Regions from separate parts of the Mus musculus genome. Here region 1 is linked to region 2. The links are chromatin loops, found by intact Hi-C in ENCODE. Cell type or tissue: heart. All regions are shown on one strand. Each heading gives the region's core, and the rest is flanking DNA. Links, peaks and the distances in the headings are about the cores only.

What was found. A loop is a pair of places that touch in the nucleus more often than their neighbours do. Peaks named below come from ENCODE experiments on the same cell type or tissue, not always from the same donor. Only the 100,000 strongest peaks of a DNase experiment are listed, where the experiment ranks them.
Region 1: it touches region 2 in a loop (10-fold over the local background); 7 of 42 quality-filtered maps call a loop at or near these places.

What each region holds. Positions count from the first base shown.
Region 1 is chr8:22,298,812-22,309,962 of GRCm38, forward strand. Tpte (transmembrane phosphatase with tensin homology) reads left to right here. Exons shown (of 28, transcript NM_199257.2): 4 at 3,991-4,047; 5 at 5,158-5,202; 6 at 7,027-7,083; 7 at 8,125-8,175. It also overlaps the pseudogene Gm46035. Among named protein-coding and RNA genes, the nearest start is that of Tpte, 21 kb to the left of the region's middle. In heart, for the core only: CTCF peaks have their summits at 5,427 and 5,628; no DNase peak of the experiment used is centred there; H3K4me3 peaks cover 551 bases.
Region 2 is chr8:22,186,826-22,197,750 of GRCm38, forward strand. It overlaps Vps36 (vacuolar protein sorting 36), which reads left to right and starts at 6,008. Exons shown (of 14, transcript NM_027338.2): 1 at 6,008-6,141. The coding sequence starts at 6,046. Gm29878 (a long non-coding RNA gene) reads left to right here. Exons shown (of 2, transcript XR_378798.3): 2 at 260-327. In heart, for the core only: CTCF peaks have their summits at 5,982 (motif pointing right) and 6,188; DNase peaks (open chromatin) are centred at 6,176 and 6,306; H3K4me3 peaks cover 1,643 bases; H3K27ac peaks cover 1,729 bases.

The DNA of each region.
Region 1 (11,151 bases), core at 1,904-9,903, 110 kb after region 2:
TGCATGCACACATACTCACACACACATCCACACACATCCAGGAGCATGGGTGAACTGGTTAACATCATTTTAAGTGAAATAAACCAGGTACAAAAAGACAGGTACCACATGGTTTCTCTAACATGTGGAAGCTAGCATTAAAAAACAACAAAACAAAACAAACAAACGAAAAGATGATCTGAAAGCTCACAGGGACACCAGGGAATGGGAAGGGGCTGAACACAGGGTAGGAAAGGGTACAAGGGCAGCCATGGTTAAGGCAGGGCATACGCATGTGTGGAGATGCCACAGTGACCCACTGAAGTTCCATTATGTCTGACAGAATTCAGGAAAGAGCTGTCTTGATCTTGTCCTTTCCTTAGTTGAGAGATAAACTGCTGCTTTGACCTCATTTTTGTTAAGTGTGCCTTGGTTATTTTATGTTCCCTCTTGGTTCAGTTTTAAAGGTCTTGTGACTGGAAAATTCCAATAGCCATATATACTTTCAAACTCTCCCCTATTGATCCTATAGACTTGATTGCTATCTTTTGTGATGCCCATCTTTGCCTCTGATTCTTTTTGGGTCTTTATTTCTTTTAGCTAGTTGGGTTTGGAATTTTGCTGACTTTAAATTTGTTTTGAAATTAATCATATGTTATAATTTACCAAGTATATTTTAAATCATATCATTAAACATGATTTTAAACATGTAAACAATATTTTTAAAAAATTGGGAGGCAAGGCTATGGTAGCGCAGGCTGGTCTGAAACCTGCAAGCCTTGCTCTCTCAGCCTGCCAGGAGAATACAGGAGTACAGCCCAGTTTGTGGTTCGTAATATACAAACACTAACGAGATAGTTTTTATTCTTTTTGAGTACTCAAGTTTTTCTTTCTAAAATTTTGGTTTTTTATGTATATGCTTTTTGTTTTTTGTTTATTTTGTTTGGTTACTTTGTTTTATTGTTTGTTTTTGTTTTTAAAAGAAAAAAGTGAATATGAAGTTGGGTTGGTAGAGAAGTGGGGTCTGGAAAGAGTAATCTGTGTCTTATGATCCACTTTTGCCTGATATCTATTTTGTCTGATTTGTGTAATGATTCTCCTTCTTTCTTTGGTTTCTATTTGCTAAAGACCATTTCCTGCCCTCATTTCTACTCTTACTTTCAATATATATGTTCTGTTGGTGAGATTATATTTTTTTCGTTCTCTGTTTTGAGAACCGAACCAGGGTTTCAAGGATATTGGAACATTAATTACTCCACTATAAAAGGACACACTTAGCACTGAGATAAATTTGTGGCAGACAATAAACTTTGAGTGTTTTACAAAGTCTAATAAACCTATATTTTTGAATTAGAAATCCAAAGTCATTTCATTCAATATGATTATTGAAAATTATCTGAAATTTCAGTCAGTTCTTTGTTGCCTTAAATAACAGATGTCCATTTCTTCCATTAGTTTTCTTAGAAGTCTGACGCCTTACAGTGTGTGATTATTTCTTAATTCCCATTTGGTTGTCTACTCCTTTAGTGAAATTTCCTGTTTGCCTTGTCTTAGGATTCTATTAGTTTTTGTTTTCTCTTCTGTAGGTGGGATTCCTTTAAATGTCTTCTGTAAAGCTGGCCTAGTGGTCATGAGTTTCTGTAGTTTCTGTCTTTATGATTTGTTTGATGCAGGAATCTAGGTTGACAGTTGCCATCTTTTCAAAGGATTTCAGATGCACAAATTTATACTTTTCTGACTTTTAATGTTTCTTCTAAGAATTCTGATGCTATAATGACATGTTTTCTTTGTAAGGGACTTTGAGCTTCTTAGCAACATTTGGTGTTTTATATTGTCTGTGCTTTTATTAGTTAAACTATATTATGTTGTGGACAGGTTATTTTTTGGTCAAGTCTACTTTTGGTTCTAAAAGTCTCATGTACTTAGCTGTCTGTATTTTCCTAATGTTTGAGAAATTCTCTGTTACTTCAGTGAATATGTTTTCTGTGCCATTAGCCAGAACTTCCATTCTGATCTGTACCTATGCCCAATATTCATTTGGACTTTTAATGGCATCCCAGAGATCTTGCATTTTCTGTTAACTCCTTTTAAAATACTGTTTTTATTTTTACCGTTTGAATGTTCTAATTTGCCAATATTAATACTGTCTACAAGTCCTGCTTTTCTTTTACTTTGTGAGATTATATGTTGAGTTATTTTAAACTTTCACCTCCTGAGCTTTGCGATCCCAGTTGTTTCCCCTGCCCAGAATCCATCTCCTTACTGAATTGCTTTTTCATATCTTTTGTTCTCTTCCCTAATTTAATCAGCTGCTTATTTATGTGTTTTTAAATTATTGATAATCTAAACAGTCATTCTTTTAAATTATTTATCTGGCATTTAATCTAATTTTATAACTTTGGAGCTTGTTTCTAGAGTACGTTTAGTTTTTGGAAAAGCCACGTTGCCTGGGTTTTGAAATGTCTTGTGTTTCTTAAGATCTTTCTTATAAAGCAATCTTACCTTGGGATGCCCAGGGAAATCAATTTGTAGTGTTGAGTGTTAATTCCAAACGAACTTAGTATCATTTCTTTAAAGCTTCCTTGGCAATGATTAGTGGCTCTGACACAGTGTAGCTGTGCTGGAGCCTATGTGGCCCATTTTCTCTGTAGGTTACAAGAAGAGTGGGGTCTCTCTGGAGTTGAGGCAGGTGTTGGTAGACAGCTGTGCACATAGGGTATGCATGCTGTGTTTATTTCCCTAGACTTTCAGCAATATGTAGTCTGAAAAGTTATGGGAGTTACCAATGCCTAGGGCACGTATTGATGTAGTATAAGGAGAAGTTGTGTATTCTCTTCTGCTGCCATGGATGTAAAACGGAACCTGGCTCTTTGGGTCTTCTCTCTTTGTGCCTATTTGAGGCAGAGATAGGAGTGGATGCTTTTATCTACCTTATTATTTAAGGTTTGAAATATTTTCTAAATTCAGTCAGTACTATATCATAGCTGGATTGAGGTATGGTTTCTCAAAAACAGGGATGGGAGGATATCTTAGTAACAAAACACATACTCAAATACTCAGGGCACTGGGATCTGGTCCCAACACCTCCCAGAGAGGAGAAAACAAGGAACAAAAACAATCATAATGTATGAACAAACTAGATACAAAAACACAGTTACAAGCAAAGGTAGCTAATACCATTACATCAAATATCAGTAGAAAAAACAATGGGAAAATAATGTAGAATAGGTAAAAAGTAACTAGTTCGTGAAAGTAAGAATTTAAAGAACTAAAAGGAACAGCACATAGGGCCAGTAAGGTGGATCAGTGCTCAATGGTGCTTTGCCCCCAGCCTGATGATTTGACTTTGTTTCTAGTGATCCACAGGATGGACGGAGAAAATCAGCTCTCACAAGCTGTGGGTCAAGGGAAACAGCATGGAGTTTTAGTTCCAATTCGTGGCAATCATAACACTTTATTATCATGAGCTGCACAACAACAAGCAATCCCATTGTTTGTTTCTGTGGCTTGGGGCAGAGCATGTGGCATGCCATTCTATTTATCATTTTGATAGGAGCCAACAATATACAAGGTTCCATAGACATTGCATTAATTTAATAAGAATATATGTGTTATTGCTGATCCTGTATTGCTATGCTCTTCTATTTCCAGTAAAAGTGTGTGTCTCAGCCAGAGAAGCCTCTTACTGCAGTAAGCTGTGGGTAATGAATGACCAGTTGGTCAAAGTGCCAGTAACAAGTCACTATGAATGTTCTCCCTCTCTCTCTCTCTCTCTCTCTCTCTCTCTCTCTCTCTCTCTCTCACACACACACACACACACACACACACACACATTTCTGAGAATGGCTCACGTTTCCATTCTGGTAACCTGAAGCCATAGCTTAAGCTTCTGTTATGAGCCTCACGATTTATTGTATAGAACTTATTTTTGAACCCTATAGGGAAAATCATTAATCCTGTGATACTGTCTGACTTTGTTCTTTATGTACATCATTTTTGGCTTGTTCACAGAAATAAAAAGGTGTCAGTGAGTGCTTCAAGGACCATTAAACTAAATGGCAGCACTGGGTAAGTTGACCTTTTCCACCTCTGAATGGAAAAACTTTCTAAAGTAGTCATTGCAATGCATAGCACGCAGGGCAACCACTGAGCATCTGTGTGCAGTGTTTCTGACTGAGGACTAAGTACACAGTGATGGCCCTGAGCAAAAGACACTTGATCACAGTCTGCGGAGAACTCTAGGGTCTAAGCAGCCCAAAGCCTTAGTTAAACTGTTAAAATGCCTAGGCGTGCTGTTCACAAAGATCCAGGGAGAGGGGAGTCTCATTCAGCAGCAGAGGTAGGATCTGTGGGCAAAGAAAAGCATTCCAGGGCTTTGCTTCAGCTTGAGCCAGCCAGTGTGGGAGAAGCCACGCCCACTGGCATACGGAAGCACCTCCATAGTCGAGGGCTTTTGACCAGATCTGCCTCACGAATTCTCTTCTACTGAGCTGGCCTCAGATCTAGGCAGAAAGCAATTGGTTACCCCCATAGCACCCATGCCCTGATCGCCCATCCTGCCTGCGGGTCAGTATTGTGGTGTGCAGTGCCTAGCACTAATTATTAAGACCACTGGCATGTTTTCTCCCACGTGCGACCTGGGTACACCTCCTTTCACTATAAAAATGATCGCAGGGAGGAAGTTTCCGGTCAGTTCCAGACTGATTTTCCCCTGTTCTATACCTAGAGTGTGCAGTGTCTTCAGCAATAGAGTTTTACTATACAGATCAAATTCCTGCGTTGCTTTGGGTGTCCCTGGGACCTTCTGAAACATTTCATTCTTACCCAGCGTTGAGATTTTCGTGACATAACCCATGTGCTCTGGAAGCAGCATTGTCCACTAATGCAGGGTACCTCCATTTTTTAAAAAAAATTAGCTGATATAGCAATGGGTTTCCATAAGAATTTTCACACAGCCTTAGTGCTAACTAACCCACCCCACTCCTTCTCTCCCCTGTTATGTCGAATTCCTTCCTTTCTTTCTTTCTCTCTCTCTCTCTTTCTTTTCTTTTTTTTTTTTTTTTTTTTTTTTTTTTTTTTTTTTTTTGTTCAACCAATTTATAAGTCGTAGGAAAATGAACTAAGAGGTAATTCTGTGGTTTAAATGGTATTTGATTATGTGCAATTTTAATTCTCTAGCTACGACACAAATGAACAGATAACACTAATCACTAACGGGAGCAGGTCAGTTACGTATATGTGTCTATTAAAAAAAACAGATATTAAGCATAGAATAGTATTTCTAAAGTACGGTACTGCCAGCTTCAGTATATCATATTCCTTCTTGTTTTGGATCTAGTTGAATAGTGAGAAACCGCCTGTGTGTGAGAACAGACTAGAAGTTGTAATAAGTAGTGGTAGCTTCGGTAATAAAGCACTGCAAACTAGGTAGGTTAAACAATAGCAATGCATCGAGCGCCCCTCGGGGGTAGCAGTCTGTCTGTTACAAGGTACCTGCAAGCAGGCTCCATCTTTTTTTTTTTTTTTTTTTTTTTTTTTGGTTTTTCGAGACAGGGTTTCTCTGTGTAGCCCTGGCTGTCCTGGAACTCACTTTGTAGGCCAGGCTGGCCTCGAACTTAGAAATCTGCCTGCCTCTGCCTCCCGAGTACTGGGACGGCAAGGCTCGATCTTTTTGAGGGCCTCTTTTTTTCCCAGGATTTGCATTCCTTGGAATGTGAATTCACCCTCCATGCCTCTGTCTCAATTTGGAGTTAGCATTCTTCCCATGGGTGACTTATTTTAAAGTGTCCATCTCTATACAGATACCATTCATTAAGACAGTTTATTAGTGCAGTCTCATCTCATAAGTGTTTATGCTTGAAATGACTGTCTCCAGATAATGACAGGAATTAGGATATCACAATTTAGTTTTGGTGACAGCATTCAAAATGAGGAGAAATCTACTTGGGATAAGGGCAGCAGTAACAATCAAAGGTGGGGCTGTGGAGCTCTGACTGAAAAGATAGGTACTAAAATTGTCCCTAATCCACAAAAAAACTGGGCTGGGATGATGCCCCCAGCAAAATGTACCATCATTTTAGAGTGAGCTGTTAAACCCTTTCTGATGGGTAGAAAAGACACAAGTAGTCTGTGAAAGTGAGCATGTGATGAGAATTCAGAATCAGAATTTGGGCAAGGTCAAGGTAATGTATACTGAAGTAAATTTGAAATAATATCACTGCAAAAGGCACTTTTTCATTCATTCATTCATTCATTCATTCATTCATTTTACATCCCCATCACAGCTCCCTTTCCCTCCTCTTCTCCCAGTCCCACCATCTCACCCCTTTCCTCCCACTCCTCCCTTAGACAAGGGGAGCCCCCTCCCTCCCCTGGGTACCACTCTGCTCTGGCAAGTAGCATCAGGACTTAGCACATCCTCTCCCACTGAGGCCAGACAAGGCAGCCCAGCTAGGGGAAAGGCACCCCAAGGCAGGCAACAGAGTCAGAGACAGCCCCTGCTCCAATCGCTAGGAGACCCACATGGAGACCAAATTGCACATCTGCTACATATGTCATTTTGATTTGCATTTCCCTGATGACTAAGGACACTGAACAGTTTTTTAAGTGCTTCTCAGTCATTAGAGATTCCTCTGCTGGCAAAAAGCCCATACACATTTGCACTGAGTTAATAGTTAAGTCTATACATACTGCTGTTTTCACGGGCATAAGATAATCTTCTGTCAGTTTTGTTTAGTTTTTGACGTCTTACTCTGTAGTCATGTACCCTGTGCTTGCCTCGTAGGCTGGCCTTGAACTCTTGGCAGTCTCCCTGCCTCTGCCTCCTTATTGCCGAGACTATGAGGCTTGATACCTGGCCAGATACCATTAACATACAAAGGCATGTTCCTAATCAGAATGCCATACCACATTCAAATAACAATCTGCATACGGGTGTTTAAAGATCAACCAGCTAATGTTTAGAGTAGCTGTAGTTTATTTTTTAACCTAAAAAAGTACGTAAGAAATATGTTTTGTGAATGATACTGTACTTTTATAATCCCTTAGTTTGTCATATCCAGATGAAATAAAATCAGCAAGTTATGCGGACCCCATCAGTACAAAGTGAGTTAAATATATATATACATGCATAAATATGTGACTATGTATATGCATATATAAATTTATATAATGACATGCACACTACACAAACACTGACCAATAAAAGACAAAAGTCAACCTTAAATGAAGGTTGAACAGGACATACGTTTCTCATCCCCTAAAGCGTAAGGAACGCTGAAGGAGAGTGGATAGAGAGAATGTGACGAAGGGCATGTGTGCTGTGCAGCCTAATCGTCAGGGTATGACATGGTGACATCACAGCCGCTGTCATTGCCTGCCTTGAGTCTGCATGAGTCTGTGCTTGAGAACGGTCATTCGTGGTGGGTGCAGGGGAAGAAGGGCTGTGAGGGCCTATGTTGTCTGTCGATAGCTGCTAGAAAAGGAGTCATGGCCATTGTCCACAGTTTGTGTGGCCACAGGGGAGAAACCTAGTACCCTGTTGGCTAGTCCCATACCCATGCCCACGTGGGTGGCCCTGATTAAACTCAATGTGTCACAGAACAAAAGCAAAGAGACACAGAAGTGGTAAGGGGCTTATCTGGGGAGAAGCACTTGGAGGGATGGAAATGGGAAAAGAGATGAGAGAGACCAGAATGCACTCTATACATATATGACATAGTCAAAGAATAAACCTAACTTTAAAAACAAAACAGGGAAGTTGAAGTCTATAAAGGTCTACCCTCAGTTATACATATGACAAAAACCAAGTGCATAGTTGCTATGTCTGTATAAATCACTCTCAGTGAGATGCTCTGGATGGGGAGGTGTCAGGATTTCTCACCCTAAATAACCAATACATTGGACATGATCTTATTTATTAAATGAGACACTAACAGTGTAGACTGAAGAGAGAGAGATTTCTAAGTTCTCCTGCGGTGCGAGGCTGGTGTGCCCACTGTTAGATTAGATGGAGCCACTGCCTTCCATCTACAGCCACTTCATCCTATCTCACGGGGAAGAGAGGAACACCAGGGTTGAAAGTCAGAAGGTAGAAGGCAGAGTCATATGCACTTTTTACTGACTATGTACTTTTCAATAATTTAGAGCATATACAAATGATTCGTCAGTATACGACCCTGGGGGAGCTTCGAGCAGGTGAGTGAACTGAATTAAAAACATACACCGAGCAGTTTGTGTGGTGGTGCAGCCCCGTGACAAATCCAGCATCGCACGTGTCTCCCACTCCATGCCTAGATGCCCAAGAGGAAGGTTAGCGGATGGAGCATCGAAGGAGGAGCCCAAGCACTGCTCCACAAGGCTGTTAGCTAAGCCCATCCCTGCCAAGGTGGAGGCGAAGCCGAAAAAGGCCACAGGAAAGGATAAATCATCAAACAAAAAAAGTGCAGACAAAAGGGAAAAGGGGAGCAAAGGGCAGACAGGCTGAAGTGGCTGACCAGCAAACCACACATCTGCCTGCAGAAAATGGAACCGGAAAACCAGAGTCCAAACTCCAAAGAATAGAAAGAAGCCGGGTCCCACTGAGCCTCCATCACATCTGTCAGTGGTCCCTGCCTCCCTTCTTGTACAACCGAAAGGAATATTTTTATCAACTATTTTGTAAATTCGAGTTTTTGTTTAATAACTCTAAAAACATTTTTACAAGGTGAGGGAATCCTACCTCATCCTTTTTGTATGTGTGTGTGTAAATGGTTTGTTTTTAAGTGGTTAAATCATTTGTTGGTTGTTTATTTTTTGGTACAACCAGAAAATATCAGGATACTGAATCAGGAGAGGCTGTGACTGTCTCAGGGTCACCATAACATTCCGTAGAGGGGTCTAATTGTATATCCTAGAGTACAAAGCATACTAAATGGCAGTTTGGTTTCTTAGTCCTGCTTTCGTGTCTGGAATAGTTTCAGTTCTATCTGGTCCCGTGTTTCTAGTAGAACCATTTGGTAAGAAAGCCAGTCCTTGGCCCTTGCCCTGTCAGAACTGTGATGATGTCTGTGGTCGTGGCAGTCCGTTTTCCTAACCGTTGTGGTAATGTGCTGTGAAAGATGGAAGTCCTGAGTCTGTTCTATGTGTGGCGTAGACCTGTGAGTCAGTGGAGCTGAGGATTCCAGGCATTTGGTTGTTAGGAGAGGTCTTTGGGAAACTTGCTGAGTTTGAGGCTGGAACATCACTAGAATAAGTTAAAGAGAAACAATGCGTAGCTCTTCATTGGGTCCATGAATGCAATATGTGACTCTTGAGAGTTTGGTTATGTGTGTTAAAATTGCAATGTCTGTGTACTCTGCTCCTCGAACCAATAAAATCTCAGTTGTGAAAGAGTAAAAAAAATGCCACCCATATGTATGCTTACATATATACACATGTAAATACATGGATGTTCATACACAGATCTATAAGCTTCTAGCAACATGTTTTCATATATATGTATGCATATATATTTTTCATATAAATATACTTTTATATAAATGTATGTTTCATGTATATGCATATCTACATATACATATATATGAAAGCACACAATCCCCACAAAAACCATGGAAGAAGTTGAGATTTGACAAAACTACTTCAAGAATATCTTTGACATCATCATGACTTTTAAGCTGTTTCTAACTAGTCACATTGTAGGACTTGCAGTTGTATTTTGAACCAAACCGAGGAAGAAAGGATGCAGACAATCTGTCACCTTAAGTAGTGGCCAAACCCTTAGGAAGCAGGCAGAGTTCCTTTAAGAGACCAGACGAGTGTGAGCTAGGACAAGAGAGAATCTGATTGGGAGAAAAGAGGAAGCAGAGACAGACAGAAACAGATAGACAGACAGACAGGCACATACACACAGAGACAGAGACAAAGAGGACACAGAGAGACAAACACAGACAGACACAGACAGAGATACAAAAAGAGGAGACAGAGAAACAGAGAGACAGACTCACACATACACACACACACACAGAGAGAGAGAGAGAGAGAGAGAGAGAGAGAGAGAGAGAGAGAGAGAGAGAGAGGAGAGAAAAAGAGAGACCCAGTGTTCCAGACCTCCCCTATCATTTTGCAGAGAGATCTCTGTTGGAACAGCAGGTACTTAGCTATAATTCATGCAGGAAACACAGCATGATTGGTAGAAGTACTGCTATAATAAAGGCTCTTGATAATCATAAATTGAGACATGAAGGTGGTTTCTGTACAATCTGCAGGTGAAATCCAAGAGAAGTACAATGGAGAAAGACTATTACACTTTGAGATTAAAGTAACCATTACTTCTCTCGGATTCTTCTCCATTTTTACAGATTTGAGATCTTCAAATAAATCTCAAGCTCAAATTCATGACATATACACGAACATCTCAATATTAGGTTATTGAGTTGTAGGAGAAGTGTTACTCTATAAATGTAATTTTAGAATTATATGTAAAACTTTTAATGTAAAAGAAAGCTTAGACTTATAATTCATGTATGGTCATGTATTTTTGTATTCCTTTAGCCCACATGCAGGCACATCACTATCAGTGATATTTGATGGAATCACCATATAAAATGTAAACGAAGACCTATATCAATGTACTTATATGTTTACACTTCTCCAGAATGCTTGCACACATACAAATATTAAGGTAGAGCAGACACACATACCCACAAACAAGAGCCACTTTGGTCACATGTCCTTCCTGTCACCTCTTAACTCGGTTGAAAGTTCGAGCAATCACTAGCTAACTAAGGCCTAAGGAAATTTTCTGCTGGGGTGAATGAAGGGAAGAGAAATCAAGGAGGGACTGGCAGAAGACAGGGGTCATGCTATGGACAAACATTCAACAAAAATGATTAGAGGTAATGGTAATGGACCTTAGATGTCCCCTGGTAGGGCACTGCCATCACAGAAGGCTGGCATCCTAAGCCCTGCCTACTGTACCACAAATGGAGCCCCTTCCTCAGATTCTATAGATACTTCATCTTCACCTCATATTTTCACCATAAATGAAACTAAGGAAGACTTAAAACCTGTAGGAAGAACAAACGTCTATAAACTACAGCTAGATTTTAATAAATCCCATTTAAAAAATCCTGCTAGATGTTGGAATTAAGATAATAGTTGCCTAAATATAGGTGAGTTGCTGTTTTTACAGCC
Region 2 (10,925 bases), core at 2,926-10,925:
AGAGAAAGGCAGAGAGAGTTGAGGAATAGAGGCTGGCTGAGAGCACATGTAGACAAGGGGGAGTAGGGGTGAGAGGACAGAGCAGGAGCAAGAAGACAAGAGAGAGCAAAGGAGGGAAGAGGGCAGAGGTAGCAAGCAGCCCCTCTCATAGTGAGTCAGGCAAGCCTGGCTATTGCCAGGTAACTGTGGGGCGGAGCTTAGACAGAATGCTAACAAAACCAACTCCTGTTGAACAATTTGTCTATGTTTGTCTTTTTAGGCATGCTGCCTTAACCTTTGACGCCCATCATTTAAACATGTCACCAACATAAAACCCAGACATGCTAACAGTGGTGGTTCATTGCTGTACTCCCTCAGAAAAATGACATGTGTGAAACATATTTCTAGGAAAAAAGCTACATCTTCAAACTGATTAACTGATTGGAACCTCAAAGGTTGTGGAGAGCTTGGGATGTTGCAGGACCAGGGCCCAGATACAACCTATCTTGAGCTATCTGTAACCCATTAAATAGCCACCCCTTGCCCCTATCCCAACCCCCACCTCAGACCTTAGGACACCTGACATCATGTTAGACGCCTTGTTTTGTTTGTTTGTTTGTTTGTTTGTTTGTTTGTTTAAGTGAGGGAGAACAACTGGAGGATGGTCTGGGTCTGGTTGCCCCCTAACTGTACACCCAGAGAAGCTATGTAAATCTTGCTCCCCAATTTAAAGTTAATAAAAGACTAGAGCCTGTGATTGAGTTGTAGAGAGAGAAAGGCAGGAGGTTGTGGGGACCCAGTGAGGGGGGGTCTCAGGAGAGACCAAGAGAAGGAGAAAGGAGACAAAGGGAGGAATAAGCTGCCTTGAGGGGAATGGCCCACGAGTGCATGGCCATGGGAAACAGCAAGTGACAAGGGACAAGTGGCTGGGGATGTGAGGTAGAACAGCTCCAAAACCTGCCCAGTCTAGGCTTACAGCTTGGAAATAAAATACCAGGACTTCGTGTCTTTAATATGGGCTAGCTAGAATGCATAATTCATTTTACAATGTCTACTACCTATTACTCAGGCCAGAGGGTCTCCCCAGCTGGCTCTCAGCAGTGATCAGCTTTTCTCCTGCTCTTTTCCTTTCTTTTCCTCAGATACTTTGCTAATGTTTTTTTTTTTTTCCTTCAGTTCCAGTGTTGGAATGCAGAGACTTAAGAACAGGTGCTCTACCTCTGAACTACAGTCCCAACTCTGCCATAGGGTTACCTTCCTTCCTTCCTTCCTTCCTTCCTTCCTTCCTTCCTTCCTTCCTTCCTTCCTTTCTTTCTTCTCTTGAAATATCCTATTTTAGTGTACCTTTACCAACCTCCGGAGAAGCCACAGGCAAACGGCTCTCCTTTTTAAAGGCAGCACTGATCCACGACAACACAGCTAACTGCTAAGTTGCCATCGGTGTCATGGCTAGTCTTGGTTGTCAGCTTGGCTACATCTGGAATCAGCCGCTGGGGATGCTGTGGGGGGTTTGCTTGTTTACGTCCTCTGAGGAGAGAAGCCTGGCACATCTGGTGCCAGTTCACATAAAAGGACCCGAAGGAAGCTTTTTGCTTTCCGCCTGGCTGTCCTCACTCTCATCGGCAAGTTCATCTATCCTGCTGCTGAAGGCATTCCTTCCCTGGTATTTGAACTTACCTCTTGAGAATTGCAGCGTAGACAGGACCAGCAGCCGTCTAAGAATCCTCCAGGACCCAAGCAGTAGTTAGAGACCGCTGAGATACAGTCTCTCGGACTGGACAATGGCCAGGTTCCTTGGACTGCCCACTGGGAGACAGTTATCGTTGGACTATGTGGAGCATAGCCTATAAGGGGTTGTAATAAATCATTCTACCCGTTATCTTCTTTAGAGAATCTTGACCAATCCATCCAGACAGTTAATCTGGGGAAGGGGGCATAGCTGGGGAGATAGTCTGCCTTGCAAATGTGAGGACTTAAGTTTTGATGCTAAAAACCCAGTTAGTTTTATGTCTGTGAAATCCACCTTAATAGTTTTTTTAAGTGACAAACCTAGAACAAAACAATAAACCGTGGAGATCTCAATACACTGATATAGTAAGAAAACCTTTTGAGATTACTATTTAAAATTAAAAAGTCAATTTCTCCACAATTTCCAGATGTACCCACTCCAAGGACAGCTTCCCCCCCCCCCCTTACATTTCTTTTTGAGATTTTAACACATCACAAAATCTCCCTCCAAACTCTCCCCTCTGCCTGTCTTGGCTCGATTTCGGACATGCCAAAGTATATCATGGAAAGCCCATGAGGTCCCAACCCTACACATAAACGGCTTCTTTTTAAACACACATATCACATCTGTTGCAATCATCCCAAAGTGTTGGGATGTAAGACAGATTTTTCTCTAAAAGGTCAAAGAATATGTCTTTCAAAAGAGGTCATTGTCAACACAGCTGTCTATAAACTACACACATGCAATTGTTGGATCAGCTTCTCCTGTGGGTACATTAAACAGGGAACATGCTTGTGAGAGAACAGGGTAGGTCAGTCGCAAGGACACAATTATGACGGTCTGGGAAAGAAAGTGACCCACAGGGGTAACCCTACAGAGACCCGATAAGGTTGGTATTGAGAAGACTCTCACAGAATTCAGAAAGTAGGAGACTCTGGCAAAAACACTCAGTGGAAGTGTATAACAGAGATAAATTACAGGAACTAAGTGAACAGTGTACACTTAGATCAGAAGGCCCTATATAGTTACTGTAAAGATGAACAAGAAATGCAAAGGATCTAGAGTAGGCAGGACAACCATGAGAGAGTACCAAGTAGACAACCGTGAGAGAGTACCAAGTAGACAACCGTGAGAGAGTACCAAGTAGACAACTGTGAGAGAGTACCAAGTAGACAACCGTGAGAGAGTACCAAGTAGACAACCATGAGAGAGTACCAAGTAGACAACCGTGAGAGAGTACCAAGTAGACAACCGTGAGAGAGTACCAAGTAGACAACCACGAGAGAGTACCAAGTAGACAACTGTGAGAGAGTAGCAAGTAGACAACTGTGAGAGAGTACCAAGTTGGAGCAGGAACCTGGATCTGTTTTCAAGGCTTTTAAAACCACGATAACTGAGACAATGTGACATAAAGACAAGCAACGAAAAATAACAGACTTCAGAAAGATGACCCTGCCTTATCTCGCCAACTGATGTTTACAGTTTCCATAAACAACTTTTTGATAAACAGCTGTGGTAACTGAATTTTGACACGCAAAATGCTAACTTGGTCTTTACCTCAAGTTACTTTGTACAAAATGAAACCCTGACAACCTCGAGATGAAATGTATACCTGATATAATAAAGGAAACTACAGAACAGAAGAAAAACAAGGAAAACGCTTTGACAGGCAAAGATTTGTTTTTAAAAAATTATTTTTGATTTGCATTTCCCTGATGACTAAGGATGTTGAACATTTCTTTAGGTGCGTCTCAGACATTAGAGATTCCTCAGTTGAGAATTCTTTGTTTAGCTTTGTAGCCTATTTTTAAATAGGGTTATTTAGTTCTCTGGAGTCTAACTTCTTGAGTTCTTTGTGTAGTTTGGTTATTAGCCTTCTATCAGATGTAGGGTTGGTAAAGATCTTTTTCCAATCTGTGGGTTACCATTTTGTCCTATTGTTATTGTCCTTTGCCTTTTCAAGTTTATAAGATCCCATTTGTCAATTTTTAGAGTCTAAGCCATTGGTGTCCAAGAAATTTTCCCCTGTGTAGGTGTATTTAAGGTTCTCCCCACTTTCTCTTCTATTAGATTCAGTGTATCTGGTTTTATGTGGAGGTCCTTGATCTACATGGACTTGAGCTTTGTACAGGGAGATGAGAATGGATCAGTTTGCATCCTTCTACATGTTGACTGCCACCTGAACCAGCACTATTTGTGGAAAATGCTGTCTTTTTTTCCATTGGATGGTTTTGGCTTCTATGTCAAAGATCAAGTGACCATAGGTGTGTGGGTTTATTTCTGAGTCTTCAATTCTATTCCATTTTCTATTCCATTGATCTACCCGCCTGTCACTCTACCAATACCATGAAGTTTTTATCACTATTACTCTGTAATGCAGCTTGAGGTCAGGGATGGTGATCCCCACAGAAGTTCTTTTATTGTTAAGAATTGTTTTTGATATCCTGAGTTTTTTTGTTATTCCAGATGAATTTGAGAGATTCCACCTCACACAAATCAGAATGGCTAAGATTGAAAACTCAAACCGGGCGTGGTGGCTCACGCCTTTAATCCCAGCACTCGGGAGGCAGAGACAGGCAGATTTCTGAGTTTGAGGCCAGCCTGGTCTACAAAGTGAGTTCCAGGACAGCCAGAGCTACACAGAGAAACCCTGTCTAAAAAAAAAAAAAAAAAAAAAAAAAAAAAAAAAAAAGAAAACTCAGGTGACAGCAGATGCTGGCAAGGATGTAGAGAAAGAGAAACTCATCCATTGCTGTTAGGATTGCAAGCTGATAAAACCACTTTGGAAATCAATCTGGTGGTTCCTGAGAAAATTGGAAATAGTTCTACCTGAAGACCCAGCTATACCACTCCTGGGCATATACCCAAAAGATGTTCCAACATATAACAAGGACACATGTTCCTTTATGTTCACAGCTGCCTTATTTATAACAGCCAGAAGCTGGAAAGAACCCAGATGTCCTTCAACAGAGGAATGGATACAGAAAATGTGGTATATTTACACAATGAAGTACTATTCAGCTATTAAAAATAATGACTTCATGAAATTCTTAGGCAAACAGAACTAGAAAATATCATCCTGAATGAGGTAACCCACAAAAGAACACACGTGGTATGCAGTCACTGATAACTGGATATTAGCCCAAAAGCTCAGAATACCCAAGATACAATTCACAGACCACATGAAGCTCAAGAAGAAGGAAGACCAAAGTGTGGATACTTCAATCCTTCTTAGAAGGGGGAACAAAATATCCATGGAAGGAGTTACAGAGACAAAGTGTGAAGCAGAGAGTGAAGGAAAGACCATCCAGAGACTGCCCCACCTGGGAATCCATCCCATATACAGTTACCAAACCCAGACACTATTGTGGATGCCAAGAAGTGCTTGCTGACAGAAGCCTGATATAACTGTCTCCTGAGAGGCTCTGCCAGAGCCTGACAAATACAGAGGGGGATGCTCTCAGCCAACCATTGTAAACCATATGTAGCAGATGATGGCCTTATCTGACATCAATAGGAGGGGAGGCCCCTGGTCCTGCGGAGGTTTGATGCTCCAGTGTAGGCAGGAGTAGGTGAGTGGGTGGAGGAGCACCCTCATAGAGGCAAAGGGGACGGAGGAGAAGGGGAGATGGGATGAGGGGTTGTGGACGTGTAACTGGGACGGGGGAATATAATTTCCAATGTAAATGAATAAAATGATTAATACAAAAAAGAAAATTATTTTTTATGTGTATGGGTATATTGCCTTCATGTATATCTGTCGCATTAAATGCATGTTTGGTGCTTTATTTCCATGTCACCTCCATCTATCTGGAGCTATTGGTCATTTTTTAAAGGTGGGTGGGTAGGTGGGTGAGGTGGTTCAGCTGGTAAGGGAGCCTGCTGCTAAGCCTCATAACCTAAGTTTGATCTCCCAAGATCCACACGGTCAAAGGAGCAGCTCTCATTAAACATCCTCTGACTCCCACAGGCTAGCCCTTGCATGTTCCCGACGCACACAAACCCTCATAAAATAAACAGAATGTAATAAAAATTAGACTAAAACAAAAACCGGAGAAGAGTGTATTACATAATATGCTGGTTACAGATATATTAAACACAACCTCTGCTGTCAACACTTATTTGGGAAGAAATAAAAAAAAAGTCCTTATTTACAGCTTTTAACAAGCATGTCAACAAGTTTGGCAGTGACAGGGGAGCAAATGTGCACGCGAGTGGCAGCCGCCAGGGGGCGCCGCCTGTCCGTGTCGGGGCGCCCCACCCCCGCCGGCCACCAGGGAGCGCCGCTCGCAGCCCGGGAGCACCGGCGAGCGGCAGAAGCCGGCCGGGTGGCGGCCATGGACCGCTTCGTGTGGACCAGCGGCCTCCTGGAGATCAACGAGACCCTGGTTATCCAGCAGCGCGGGGTGCGCGTCTACGACGGCGAGGAGAAGGTAGGGAGGAGGCCGCGCCGACCCGCGGCCCTCGTGCTGGGCAGGGCCTCACCCTCGGCCCTGGGGCTACCGGCCTCGGCCCGCCGCTCCAGCCGCACGGTGGACAGCGGAGCCGGGGCGCGGGCGAGCGGAGGTCTCGGCGGGTCGCAGCCCGGGACGGTACAGTTCCGCCTTGTGGCGAGCGAGCGCGCCACCGGAACGCCGTCCCCACCCTCCTGCTGGACCGGTGATGATTTGTTCTGGGCTGAGCCGGGGTCCCTCGCCCGGAAGGATTTCCGAAGGAGGCAGCAGGGTCCAGCCCCATGGGGTTTTCTGCTTGCTTTGTAATTACTTTAGGAAGTGGGCTTGAGGCTTCGTGTTCTGTTCTAGGAAGTCATGCAGTGAGCCCTTGCCTTGGAATGCAAGCTTAAATCTTAAGAGCCGGGCTCGCGAAGGATAAGAGAAAAACAACGAATTCATGTATTCTGTGCCTGGAAACCACATGCCATCTTGTCCTGAATTAAATGTACGACCTGAAATCAGGAGTGGCAAAAGAGCTCGCGTCCCCAAAAGCACTTTTAGTCTCCAGTTTTCACTTGAGGCATTCTGTCTTCCTCGCTGTGGTGGAAATGAAACCTCCCTCGCTCTGGAGTTTGATACACCTAGTCAGTGCTTACAGCTAACCCAGGTCCGCTCTGACTTAGGGTATTTTCCTATTGTTTTCGAGGCAAGCTCTTATCCGAGACTGCTTCAGTAAAGTTTGATTTACTTTTTAAGTAAACTTAGACTGTTCTGGGTTTGAGTAGCAAGTAAAAACCAGCCTAACTGGTCTGTCAGGTTGAGATAATAATCCACGGGAGACCCCAAAAGGGAACGATTGAGCAATCTCTTCACTACAGCAACAGCCTTTCACATTCCCCCTTGCTCCTTGACACAGCAGTGGTACAGACTCTGGCTTGAGCTTTAAATGTATAGCCTAAGCTTTGATTTCTAGAGGAAAAATGCAATGGTTCTTAGAACTGTGTGATCTACGGGCACATCGTGCACTTTCTCCTCTTTCTTTCTGTCTTTCTTTCTTTCTTTCTTTCTTCTCTCTCTCTCTCTCTCTCTCTCTCTCTCTCTCTCTCTCTTTCTTTCTATAGGGTTTCTCTGTATAGGCCCGACTGTCCTGGAACTCACTCTGTGGAACGGGCTGGCCTCGAACTCAGAAATCCGCCTGCCTCTGCCTCCCAAGTGCTGGGATTAAAAGAGTGCCCCACCACTGAGCGGCCATCGTGCACTTTCAAGTTAACATTTGTTTTGGAAATGTGAATTTTTACTAATTAACAAAAAAGAGATTCTTAAATTCGGTTGTTTGGTTTTGTGTAAGTCAGATTGGCTGAGACACTTAAAGTTAGGCCAAATTACATGCTAGAAGTACTTGAGCATGACGTCTTTTTATTTTTAAACATTTTCCTCGTTTTTAATTATGTGCCTAACATGTGGGTCTGTAAGAGCAGCTGTCAGCCTAGGCCAGAGGTATCAGACCCCCCTGGAGTTGGAGTTAAAGATTGTTGTGAGTTGCCATGTGCTCTGCTGGGTCCTCGACCAGGAAGCAAATGCTTGTGACTGCTGAGCCATCTCTCCAGCCGCCCTCCTCCCCATTTTGAGACAGGGTCCTTATATGTAGCCCTGGCTGTCCTGGAACTCACTATGCAGACCACGCTGGCCTCGAACTCACAGCGATGCACCTGTGAGTTCCCAGTGCTGTTGGAAGAAACTGGACTTGTAAAGTCTTTTCTCTGATTTGTCTAAGTGTTTTGGTAGAATATTGTGCTGTTTTGTTTGTTTTGATTTGTTTTTTGTTTTGTTTTGTCAACTCTACACAAGCCAGGGTCATCTGGCAAAAGGGAGCTTTGAATGAGAAAAGGTCCCTATCAGATGATAGGACCACTTCTGTGGTCAAGTCGGTGGAGCATTTTCTGGATTAGAAATGATTGATGTGCAAGGCCCAGCCCACTGTGAGAGGCCCAGCCCACTGTGGGCAGTGCTGCTCTTGACCAGTGGTCCTGGGCTGGTATTAAACTGCAAGCTCAGTACCCACAGGGGGCAAGCTAGTCCACCAAACTCCATGGTCACTCACTGTCTTTTGTTTTGTTTTGTTTTGTTTTGTTTTGTTTTGTTTTGTTTTGTTTTTCGAGACAGGGTTTCTCTGTATAGCCCTGGCTGTCCTGGAACTCACCTTGTAGACCAGACTGGCCACGAACTCAGAAAATCCTCCTGCCTCTGCCTCTGCCATGGCCGGCCATGGTCACTGTCTTAGTTCCTGCCTGTAGGTTTCTGTTAATAAGTTCCTACCCCAACTTCCTTTCAGGATGGAGTATATAAACTATACACAGAAAGAAAACCCTTTCCTCCCCAAGTTTCTCTTGGTCATGGTGTTTAATGATGGCAACAGAAACCTAAGTAGGAAAATATCCTTCATGGAGTGCATTTAAACTAATGGTAGATCTTATTCTTAGAAAAAAGAATGTTTAAAAATGTGTGTCAAAGTGTCAGTTATTTGTTACATGTGGTTTTTAAACGGCATGTTCCTGTGTATGCTTGGTTTAACATAAAAAGTGCATTTATGCCAGCGTTGCATGAAGTTACATATGTCAGTGACAAGTTCTTTTTTTTTTTCAAACAAGTATTGGTTAAGTACAAGTTTAAAAAAAAAGTAAGAAAGAAATTTGAAATAATCATTAGCACCACTACCCAGAAGACTTTTGGCATAGTACATAGATTTGATAAAATACAATGGATATTTTACTGTGTTGTTAACCCAATACATAGTTTAACTTCTTTCTGTTTAAGAAAGATCCAAGACAGAGGCAGGTGGATCTCTGTGAGTTTGAGGCCAGCCTGGTCTACAGAGTAAAGTTCTTGAACAGCCAGGGCCACACAGAGAAAGCCTGTCTCAAAAAACCATGGTGGGGCAGGGGTGATACAAGGCTGGCAAAGTGGCTCAGTCAGGGAAGGCACCTGCCAACAGCAACCTAAGTTTGATCTCCAGGTCTCAGATGCTGGGGGAACCACCTCCACTCCTAAAAGTTGTCCCAACCTTTGGATGTATGCTAAGGCACTGGCATATCCACATAGATACGTAAATAAACAAACAAGCAAATATATGTAGTAAACAAATGTTCAAGGCTTTATAGAATGATGCTTAATAAGGCTCCTAGTGGTTACTTATTTAATACATGTTTTCCTGTTTGAGAATTTCTTGCATGCTTATAATGTATTGATCAAATTTCCTCTCCATCCATTCCTTACCCCACGATCACTTCTCATTTTATGTCCTCTGTTTGTTTGTTTTTTAAAACCCATTGAGTCCAACTAAGTGCTGCCAGTATGTGTATGGTTGTAAGGCCATCTACTGGGACTGTAGGACCATCTACTGGGGCTGTAGGGCCATCCACTGGGGCTGTAGGGCCATCCACTGGGGCTGTAAGGCCATCCACTGGGGCTGTAGGGCCATCCACTGGGGCTGTAGGGCCATCCACTTGAGCTGTAGGGCCATCCACTGGAGCTGTAGTGCCATCCATCCACTGGGGCTGTAGGGTCATCCACTGGGGCTGTAGGACCATCCACTGGGGCTGTAGGGCCATCCATCCACTGGGGCTGTAGGGCCATCCATCCACTGGGGCTGTAGGCCATCCCATCTACTGGAGCATGAGTAGCCTCTCAGGGGCCTGATCCCTGAAGAAAACTGACTGGCCCTCTGCCAGGAGCAAGTTCAGCTAGAAGATGATCCCCAGGTTCATGACCCCACCCCTCCATTCAGTCTTTGATTCTGTCTGGGTCATAGCAAGCGTTAAAGCAAGCATTCTCAACCACGTAATGCTGCTCAGAAGAATTCTGTCACTATGTGAAATGAACTGAATCCTGACGAAAGTCTTTAAAATCTAAAAGCCTGCAGAGAGAGCTTGCGTCTGTTGTTCACACAATGACTCTGCTCCATGACTGGGTTCCTATCCCATGACCATGTCCAAACATAAACACTTCCCACTGGCTCCAACTCAAAATACCATCTTATTGGGAGCAATAAGCACACACACACACACACACACACACAAACCAATATATATGCATATATGTTATATGTATGCATGTATATATATATGAATTGAAATACAGCGTATACTTTTAAACTTTCTTTTTTTATTTAAAAAAATAGAAATAGTCTAGAGACTATGCCACATCTATTGGTTCTCTGTGTACCTCACATTTTTACTATTTTGAAATCTGGATGACTAGCCAGGCATGAGGGCTTTGATCCCTGCACTTGGAAGGCAGATCTCTGTGAGTTTGAGGCCAGCCTGGTTTCAAGTTCCAAGACAGCTGGGGCTAAATAGTGAGATCCTGTCTCAAAAAAAAAAAAAATCCAGATGATTGTTATAGTCAATGACATCCTATCAGATACACTTAAATGCACAGTTGTTTGCTTTGTTGAATACTGTAAGTACCCAGTCTCCGTATTCATTTTCTTTAATACCTGTAGTCCACCAATGGGGATCTGTCTTAATTAGGGTTTTACTGCTGTGAACAGACACCATGACGAAGGCAACTCTTATAAGGACAACATTTAATTGGGGCTGGCTTACAGGTTCAGAAGTTCAGCATCATCAAGGCGGGAGCATGGCAGCATCCAGGCAGGCATGGTTTGGTGCAGGAGGAGCTGAGAGTTCTACATCTTCATCTGAAGGTTGCTTGCTATGAGACAACTGGCTTTCAGGCAGGAGAGCCCATGTCCACAAGGCCACACCTCCTAATAGTGCCACTCC